2 separate regions of the Homo sapiens genome follow, and region 2 is linked to region 1. The links are chromatin loops, found by intact Hi-C in ENCODE. Cell type or tissue: MCF 10A. All regions are shown on one strand. Links, peaks and the distances in the headings refer to the core of each region. The heading gives the core; the rest is flanking DNA.

Region 1 (5,386 bases), core at 300-5,299:
GAAAACAGCATAGCAGGTCACATAGTAGAGACTGAGAATCCAAAATAACAATATTGGAGATTCAAAGATAATTAAACAATGCCTTCAATATTCTAAGAATAATTATTTTGAATTTTCAATCTAGGATTCTATACTTAGTAAAAATAATCAACTTTATAGACAGAATAAAGACATTTTTAGGCAAATAAGACAAAAAAATGTACTTCTTGTGTACCCTTTCTGGGAAAGCTACTAGAGTATATACTCTGGAAAAACCAAATAGGGGAAAAAATACAACAGAATACAGGAATTCAATGCTGGAAAGTAGCAAAGGAAAATCTCAGGATGACAATTACATAGCAGATCTAAGAAGTTATTCATTCAGACCAGAACAAAAGTCCACTGTCTTCAAGGAAATAGTGGAATCGACACATTGACATTGTAGAAAATAATGGTGTATTTTTGAGCGAGCTATTGGAAACTTTGGGGAAAAAAAAAAAGCCAGGGAAATAAAATCATAAAGCCATTGTTAATTCCAGGAAAGATGAAAAATGAAAGTCTGAAAAAGAAAATGCAATCTAGTAAAATATCTAGTCTGTTAATTTTTTTGTATAGTGGTGATGATACAAATTTTGACTATCAATTTAACAAACAATTCTGGTATAATAATATTGAGATGACAAAGAAGTGAACGTGGGAATGGAAGTTCATGCAACTGTAATGATAGAGTATTATTGCTATGTATATAGGATTATTTTCTTAATTTATTTTTCAGATACCTCATTGTCAGTGTGTAGAAACCCTACAGATTTTTGTAAGCTGATTTTTTTATTCTGCAACTTTGCTGAATTCATTTATTGGTTCTAATAGTGTTTTGGATAAATTATTTAATGTAAGATTATGTCATCACCAAACAGTGACAGTTTCACTTCCTGTTTTTATTTGGATGCCTTTTATATCTTTCCCTTGTCTTTCAGCTCTGGCAAGGACTTCCAATACTATGTTGAGAAGCAGTGAGGGTGGGCATACTTACCTTGTTCCAGATCTTAGAGGAAAAGCTTTCAACTTTTCACCTTTGGGTATAATGTTAGATAGCCCCATATATGGGCTTCGCATATATGATCTTCATTATGTTGAGGTGCATTCCTTCTATACCTAATTTTTGAGAAATTTTATTATGAAATTACATTGAATTTTGTCAGTGGCTTTCTCTGCATCTATTGAGATGATCATATGGTTTTGTCTCTTATTAATATGGTGAATCACATTTATTGATTTGCATTTCTTGAGCCATGCTTGCCTCTTAGGGGTAAGTCAGACTTGATCATAGTGAATAATCCTTTTAATGTACTGTTGAATAAGGTTTGCTAGTATTTTCCTGAGGATTTTGCGTCTATGTTCATCAGTGATATTGGTCTGTAGTTTTCTTTTCTTGTGTCTTTGTCTGGCTTTCGTATCAGAGGGAGGCTAGGCTTTTAAAGCGTGTTTGGAAGTATTTCCTCCTCATCAATTTTTTGGAAGAGTTTGAGAAGAACTGGTATTAGTTCTTTAAATATTTTGTAAAATTTAGCTGTGAAGCCATCTTGTCCTGGGCTTTTCTCTGATGGGAGACATTAATTCTCATTGAATGTCTTTACTCATTATGGTCTGTTCAGATTTCTAATTTCTTCATGATCTAGTCTTAGTAAGTTATATGTTTCTAGGAATTTATTAGTTTCTTCTAGGTCAACATCTCTAATCATCAGAGAAATGCAAATTAAAACCACAATGAGATATCATGTTACACCTGTTAGACTGGCTATTATCCAAAAGATGAAAGATAACAAGTGTTGGCAAGGATGTGAAGTAAAGGGAACCCTGTACACTGTTGGTGGGAATGTAAATTAGTACAGCCATTTTAGAAAAGACTGTGAAGGCTCCTCAAAAAACTAAAAAAAGAATTACCGTATGATTCAGCAGTCCCACTTCTGGGTATATAGCCAAAGAATTTGAAATCATCTGGTTTGAGTCAGTGTTTGGTTAAAAAAAAAAAAAAAAAAAAAAGGAAAATAAAGTACATTGAAATCAGTATGTCCAAAAGCTGTCTTCTCTCCCACGTTCCTTGCAGCATCACTCACAATAGCAAAGACAAGGTAACAACTGAAGTGCCCACCAATGGATGAATTGATTAAAAAAATTTAGTAGATATGTATATACATATAAACTAATATTCACATATATACATATATATGTATATTCACATATACATATATACTGAATATATACATATACAATATATATATATATATATATACACACACACACAATGGAATAGTATTCAGCCTTTAAAAAGCAGGAATCATGTCATTTGCAATAACATGAACGAACCCAGAAGACATTATGCTAAGTGAAATAAACCAAACACAGAAAGACAAATATCACATGATCTCACGTATAAGTGTAATCTAAAAACATCCAACTCACAGAAGCAGAGACTAGAATACTGATTATCAGAGGCAAAGAGGAGGGAGGGTGGACAGGAAAAGAAGAGATGCTAGCCAAAGAGAGCAAAGTTCTGGTTAGGCAGGAAAAATAAGTTCTGTTGATCTATTATCCAGCATAGTGACTATAGTTAGTAATATTGCAGTGTATATATCAAAATAGCTAAAAGAGTGGATTTTTAAATGTTCTCACCACAAAGAAATGATAAGCATTTGAGGTGATGGATATGTTAGTCTAATCTGATCATTCCACAATGTATATACACATATCAAAACATCACTTTGTACCCCATAAATATATACAATAATTAGTTGTCAATTAAAAATGAAATAAAACTTAAGAAAGGAGTGGCCAGATTATGTCTAAAATTCATAAACTGACCCTGTCAAGAAAGAGGGTAAATGCCAAAAAAAAAAAAACTATACGAGTTACTGGTGGTGGGGAAGAGGGTGGCAGGATTGTGCTATGTTTTTATCATAAACCTTTAATACTATTAGAATTCTTTTTTAACATGCATACATATTAACTCAATAAAAATATTTTAATAGAAGATTCACATAAAAGTCTGTATTTCTGATTTCTCTTTCAAAAACAGAAGAACTGGCATCACACTCCTGCATTCCAGAAGGCAGTAATTTCTGAAGCTGAGTAAGGGCAGGTACCCTTCAGTTTGCCCCAGTCCCCACCACTCCCATATGTCTGTCTATTTGCTGTCCAGGCTTGTAGTGGCCGGATTTGGGGCCTGTTAATGTAGAGTGTGAGGATGTCCCTGTAAAGTCATTCAAGAAGGAGGAAAGGAAGAATCTAGAGAAACGAAGCAGCCTCTGCCAGCAAGGCCAGGCAGGACATATAACATGGGCATCTTGGGGCACTGCCAGGAGAGGAAAGTGTCACTGGCCAGACAGTCAAAGAGTCAGAGAGGGCTGAGGGTGAAATGCATCTGAGAAGGAAAGCAAGGTCCTCCCTAGGGGGCAGAATGGAGAGTGAAAAGTGAAAAGCAATGGGTACTTGTGAGTCACAGGACGCCAAGAAAACCACAGTAGGTCTGGAGGAGAGCTCAAGCTTGGCAAGGCCAAGGGGTCCAGGAGGCAGGCTGTGATCCAGAAGAGAGTGCTGAGATCTGTCCCCGTTGGCTGCTGCCCCACATTTCAAGTCAGAGCATCCTACTTAATGGCCATGATACACAATGATCAATTGTGTCCAGACCCTGGATGCTCCTGTGGAAAAGTAGCTCCAAGAAATGATCAGCTTTTATTTTCATGTAATCTTCATTTATAGTCCATATTTTTCTTCACCGAGAGGTAGAAGGCAGAGATCTGAATAACATCCCAGATGTCTGAAGCATGCAAGGCATTCTCCAGCCTTGAGAATTGCTTGGAAGGAGAGGCACTGGGTGGGCCTCTCAGACCAGATGTCCTGGGAGGCCCCAGGTGATCATCTCAGCCTTATCCAAAGCTCTCTGGGAGCCAGGGTCTGCTTTAAGCCATCCTCTCTTCTGAAAGTGACGCCGAGGCATCATTTTCTGCTCTTGGCAGCAGCGCAAACCTTTCACTTAGACCTGATGTACTGTGTGAAAACAGGAGTTTGCAGGCCATTTATCCCCAGGCCTGTCAGCCAGGAGAGAGGCATTTCCCTCAGGAAACATCAAGAGGAAAGTCGTATGTTTAGTTCACCAAATAGGACCAAGTCCCCAGCCCTGAGCTCTTCTGACTGGAGTTAGCTTGTTCCTTCTGTGAAACGGGCTGGTGTATTCTTCTCTGTCCCTTGACATAACCAAATTCACATAGGTTGATACAGCTGTGGGACACATGGACATACTGAACCTAATTACCTACAGAATCTCCTGCCTTGTTGTTACAGTAGGAGAGAGACTAACCATGCTGCAAAAAAAGACGTCAGGCTTCATCAGGTCTGAGGGCAATGGGGGAATGCCAGCATGCCCTGAGTACTCAGCATACTGAGTACTTTTACAGAGATTTTGGGGGAAAACATTGCTCAGAGAATATTGCAATGTGTATTTTTTCCAGATGTGAGGGTGAGCTGGCTCCAACATCTGCCACCCAATACATATTTGCAATGCTTTATGGCACTTTTTGTTTACAAGCCTGATCTTCCCCATTGGGCAGCCAGCCCCTCATGAGCCAAAACCATGTCTCACACTGAACATATGGTAAGCAATCAAAGTTCATAGAATAAATGGGCCGTGCTTACTAATTGATTTATTAAGTGTAGCAAGGGTCAGCATTTCCGGGGGAAAATACTCAGTGTGCATTCCCATTTAGAGAATCCTGGGATATTGGGGTAAGGCTCTGAAGTCATCCTTCTATCCAACACTTGGCCTCCTGGGAGAAATGATGGAGGATTTGGAGATGCTAAATTTGGATTCCAAGACTGAAATTTAGTTAAAATTTAAAAACAGAGATGGGGGACAATGGAAGGGAGGGAAGATGATTGAGTCCCTACTGAATACCAGACACTGTACTGGACACTTTGGATTCTGAAATCCATATTATCATTTCTGTTTACAGATGAGGAGAGAGAGGCTGAGAGAATTACGTCTCCTTAGTGAGGAGAGCTGCAGTGGCGATCAGCACTGGCCTCTCCTTACCAGTGGCAAGCTCATCCTTAGTCTCTTCTTTCTGCCAATGGTGCTGGCCGTCGAAGCTTAGGTTGGGACCACCATGGTGACGAGCAAAGACTAGGAAGGTGATGCTAACTATAAGAACGATCTATGCACTGCTGTGTGACACACTTAGAGATCTGGGGGAGAAAATAAAGAAGGGCTTGGATGCCCCGGAAAGACACTGGTTGGGGCACCTTAAGTCAAAAACAATTAGGATTATTACCCACACGCTTAATTGTGCCCCAAAACTGCTGTGACATAAAAGAGCAAAGGTCTACACACACACATAGCCCATTATCAAAT
Region 2 (5,386 bases), core at 262-5,261, 50 kb after region 1:
CCAAGCAATTAACCCCAAAATGGAATCAGAAGTCCAGAGTTAGCCCTACTATTGGCTCAAGATTTCCATTCAATCCAATTTCACTGAAATGTGTTGAATATCTGTAACCTGAACACAAATTTCTCCAGGATATAGTTCATGTTTTATTCATATTTATGTTCAATGCAATGCTGCCATATAGTAGGTGCTCACAAAATGTTTGAGACAAATTGAACTTACTCAAACTAGAAACTTAACAGGTGCAATACGCAACACCCAGAGCCCAGCATATCCTTGGGGAGATATAATTCCCAGAACTGAACAGATAGCAATGGCCATATAATCAATAGGCCCCTCCTAGGCCATTTGGGCTGATTGCTGTAGGCCATTCTGGCTGCCTATTCCTGCTGTAGGCTTTTCTCATGCTATTTCCCCATTGACATTGCTCTCCCTCACCCCCATCCATTTAACCAGCTCCTACCAGCCTTTGAGACTTAAATCAAGTCTACCACCATAAAACTTGTTTCCAATTCCAGCCTGCCCACATTTCCCCTTCTCTGATCATCCACTGTGCATGAGGCTTCTCTGATATCTTCAACTGCCTGTGACTCAGCCACCCAAACATCCCATAGGCACCTCAGTTTCAGCCTGTCTAAAGTGGACCCCCACCTGACTGCTGTGTGATCTGAGTACTAAAGTGTGCAGGTCCTGCGGTGAAACAGCCTGAGATCAGATCTTTGTTACAGCACTGCATCAGCATCAGTCATCAGTCAGGGTTCACTCACAGAAGCACAGCCACTAAGGGATGGATGGATAGATAGATAGATAGATAGATAGATAGATAGATAGATAGATAGATAGATAGACAGACATATACGTATATGTTTGTGTGTATACTTCAAGTATGTGTGTGAAACACATTATAGATATAGATACAGATATAGATGTGGGTATAGATATAGGTATAGATAAATATAGATACAGATACATACATAGATGCAGATTCGATATAGATAATTTGGATATATAAAGGAACTTTTTTTTGTAAGGATTTGACCTTACACAATTGTGGGAGCTGGTCTCTGTAAGACGTGTCTTTGCATCACGTGTTGGAGCTTTAAATGTGCAGGGCAGACCGTTGGGAAGGGACGTTGGAGAGCAAGAGCCAGCTAGGCCCTACGAGTACAAGCTAGGGCCCATGAAGATGGACTAAGACCCAGGTCAGTCCTTTTGCCTCTGACCCTTGTAATGTGGGTCTCCTGAAGAAGCCAGAATCTTTGTTTCGGACTTAAACACACACCTGGCCCAGGAGTTGGGAAAGCTGAAGGAGGATTCAGGGAAAAGGTGAAGCAGATCCAACTGCTGCCTCACACCAACGAGGCAAGCCAGCAGATTAGCAGCACCAGGAGAGCCATGTCCATGCATGGGAGCTGCAAAGCAGTGACTGCCTCACCTCTGCCCTCCAAGTCTCCCACAGGAATCACTCCGTGGCCCATGACAACCAAAAACACACAAGAAAGGGAGTTTTGAGAAATTATCTTAGCCTAGCCACACTAACACAGTTCAAAGCCACCACAACCATGTGTATTTTTTGCGACTTTGGACAAGTGACTTAACTTTTCAAAGTGGCTTCACTTTTCAAAGCGGCTTCACTTTTCAAAGCGGCTTCACTTTTCAAAGCCTCAGTTTTACTATCCGTAAAATAACAAAAACATAGCAAAGCATTCCTATGAAAATTAAATATAGTTATCCCTGTTGAGGTGTTAGCACTCAACTACATGTTTGGCACATAGTTGGTGCTCAATAAATGTTAGCTGTTATAATGAATCTGGCCTCTCCTCTTATTCTCATATCTCAGTTGGTAGCCTTAAAATCCACCCTTTCATTCAAGCTGGCAACCTTGGAGTCGGATTCCTCATAGCCCACCACAAAGGCCATGTTCCTTAGCACATCCCTAGGGACTCTCCATGACCTAGACCCTGCCTCTTGTCCAGCCTCAATGCATGGAACTCAGTTAATCATGATCTTTGGTTTATGTCACAATTTCAGAATTGGTCCATGTATGACCTCTTTCTGTTTTCATTTATTTGTGTTTATTGCAAACTCACCACCCATGCAAGAACTAACACTGGCAATACTGTGTCTATGTGCTCCTTTCCATTACTCTTCCTGCCTTCCCCAAGCACAGGTGACCACCCATGAAGTCACTTGGAAAGCCTGATTCTAGATCTTTGCATAAAATGGCTTGATAAGCCTCCCTGCCCACTCTACTTCCCACCTCTTGTGTTTTGAGGAACAGCCAACCAGAGGGAGAGCTTGGAATTGCCAAAGACACACATCCACACCCACGATGGCTACCTCAGACTGCCCAGTGTGCAAAGAGAAGGAAGAGGTCAAATGCCCATTGCTCCAGCCTTTCAATAAATTAGCTCCACTCAACAAGAAACACTGATCGGTGGGAATCCTCCATTAGTCAGGTGATTCATTCCTCTCACATGAGTCAGAGCAGAAGACCACTACTACTTTAGTACCAAGGTCTTTGACCATAGGGAGTAATCTCTGGAAAAGACTCTATTGATGGACTTCAGATAAATAAATTATCTTGCCATTTCATGCAAGCTAATGTGGGAATGTGCCTTTGTGGGTGATGGGGAAGGTTAAAAGCCTTCATCAGATTCTTGAAGGGATTCATGACCCAAACATATTTTAGAGCCACCCTACATGGAAACATGAGGGTCTGTTGCCCCTGATACTTGCCCAGGAGTGAGGGGTAGAGGATGAAAGGCCAGAGAGCCCAGCTCTGCCTCTCAATTCTGCAGAAGGTGGCACACATACTGTGGCTGACAGCTAATGTCTTGTGAGCCCACAGTGACCTGTGCAGCCCTGCTAGAGTGCATAACTCTCCAGAAGGAGCATGGGCTAGATTACAGCATTCATTATCCCCCAGCTGGACAGCATGTCCAGTGAACGACCTGCTCCATGGTACATAGTAGCCCTGGGAAGCTGCAGTTCCACTGCCAACCTAACCAAAAAGAGGACACTTCTCTTTCAGGATGTGGTCTCAGACAGTCAGGCCACCCTCTGTATGCCTAATGACTCATGTTCCACCACATGGCACTTCTTATACTGTTGTCTCTATGATAGAATAGCTCTTCTAGTGCCTGTGTTCCTTTGGAGGAAAAGGTATCACATTTCTCTATCCATTGCCCCAAGGTGTTTAGCATACCAGAGGTGTTGAGGGTCTGTTTGTCAAGTATTACATGGCCCTCGGGCTGGAGCTTATGCACCTTTGTCCAGGCACAGCACATTGGTGAACATGCAGGACACACGCATCGTGTTCTTCCCAGCAGCAGCATGTATAACTGGATAGAATCCAGGCAGCCCTTCACTCTCCCCCATAACCCATACTTTTTTCATTCACATAACAATCACATCCTCAGTAGGGAGAAGAGGAAGGCTGAAAAGGTGAGCGAGAAGGTGTATTTTCAGTGAGGGGGTAAGAGGAGAGAAAGGGGAGTTCCAGTGACTGGGAGAGGCAGTTCAAGAAGGAGCAAAGCAGGGGGTTATTCCCATACTGAGCAGTGGCCCAAAGGTACCCCTAAACCCTGTTTACTCAAGACTTTGAACACTTAACTTGCTGGGCACTGTGCCGGATGCTATGATTAAAACTTAGTCCTTGCCTTGTGGAGCTCACTATAGAGCTCACCTCACAGAGCTCAGGAGACTTGTTCCAGGTTGGGAGGTGAGGAAGAGCCAAGCCAGACTCACTCACGTCCTAGGACTGCTAATTTTTAGCCCCATTTCTTTAAAACAACAGCCACTGCATAACATGATTAAAAACTTAACAAATTACCACCCACCCTCCATGGCCCCAGGGCCCACGTCACCTGAGCAGGTGTTTTAAGGCCCAAATGCTTGTCAACTTCATTAGTATCTCATAGCCATTTGTAGGTCATTTTAGCTGTCAACCCAGCATTCCAGCAAGATGCACTGAAGTACCTGAGAGACTTCCCTCCTGAATTAGCTTGGGCTCCTGTGATGCTTCAGGAACCTCTGTTACATGCCCTGTCCCTACAGGAAGGCAACCATGAAACGATTCTAAGGACTTTTCTCCAGGAAGCAAATATATAAGATTTTGTGAGTTTGGCCTATCAGGTTGAGGATGCAGTGGCTCAGGAGCATATTCAGACCAGGCGTCTTTCCTGCCTTTACACACATCACGTCTGCAATGCTGAGCAGCACCTATGCCGGGTCACTCCCGACGCAGCTGAGAGACTGGACAGCACTGCAGCGAGAGCAACACATGGGCGTCAGACCCAAGTTCCAGCACACACTGAGGCAGCAGGAGTTGAACAACTTGGGTGAGACACTGCCTGTTGAGTCTCCCTGTGTCCACTGTGTGAGACATTTCCCACTGAGTCTCCCTGTGTCCACTGGGTGAGAAACTTCCCACTGAGTCTCTCTGTGTCTATTGGGCAAGAGACTTCCTGCTGAGTCCCACTGTCTCCATTTGCAACATGAAGGTGTTCAATAAGATCAGCGGCTATCAAGTTGTTCTTTTAGTCTCAGAACATTTTCTGCAAAAGAAAACAATCCCAAGAAGGACAACAAATAAAGCCAAAAGCAGCAGAGTTCCTCTGGTTGAAAGGGGCCATGGGCTATGAAAGAGGTCTAAAATTCTACCCCACACAGCTAGGTAACCCTTAAGGCAGCTCCATGGGACCCCACAGGACTCCACAGAACAGAGTTTACACAATGTTGTGCCAGACAATCCCTAACAACCCTTTCCTCCTTGACATTCTAAAGTCAGATTGTGAAGCCTTGTGGTCACTAATCTTTCTCACCATTTGCCAAAAACCCTTTCCCAAATTGGACTCCTCATTTAAACCTCCCAAATGTTGCCGATTTTAATAATGAAATGAGCTCGCTAAAGTCAGTAGTTTATTTTCTAACAAGTATCAAAACAAAGTTTGCCATTCCTTACTGACCTTGAAAACACAAGTACCTACAAGAGTCAGGCAAATTCAAAACAAACAACCAAACAACATGAAAACAGATGACTGGGCCCCATCCCTCTGAGTACACTCTGAGTCAGTAGGTTGGGCTGGGCCCTAATTTCTATAATTTTAACAAGCTCCCAAAATGCTTATAAAACACACCAAGACTTGAGAAGCCCAATAATATAATAAGAGTCCAGCTTAAGTGTGACCTCCTTCAGGGAGACTTTCTGACCTTCCTCTCCCACCAATCCTCCCCAGTCCTCCTCCTTGATCCCAAAGTACCTTCTGTTTACCTCTGTCTCAGTACAAATCACACTGCACTGTAATTAACCGTCCACCTGTCTCCTTCCTTCCCCCAGAAAATCAAAAGCTCCTGGAGGATGAAAGTGTTCATCTCTGTATCCTCA

Evidence for each region. A loop is a pair of places that touch in the nucleus more often than their neighbours do. Peaks named below come from ENCODE experiments on the same cell type or tissue, not always from the same donor. Only the 100,000 strongest peaks of a DNase experiment are listed, where the experiment ranks them.
Region 2: a loop joins it to region 1, with 5 times the contacts of the local background. A loop is called at or near these places in 2 of 110 quality-filtered maps.

Annotation. Positions count from the first base shown.
Region 1 is chr2:118,289,782-118,295,167 of GRCh38, reverse strand. No RefSeq gene overlaps it. Among named protein-coding and RNA genes, the nearest start is that of THORLNC, 110 kb to the right of the region's middle. In MCF 10A, for the core only: no CTCF peak of the experiment used is centred there; no DNase peak of the experiment used is centred there.
Region 2 is chr2:118,240,124-118,245,509 of GRCh38, reverse strand. No RefSeq gene overlaps it. Among named protein-coding and RNA genes, the nearest start is that of THORLNC, 56 kb to the right of the region's middle. In MCF 10A, for the core only: no CTCF peak of the experiment used is centred there; a DNase peak (open chromatin) is centred at 3,069.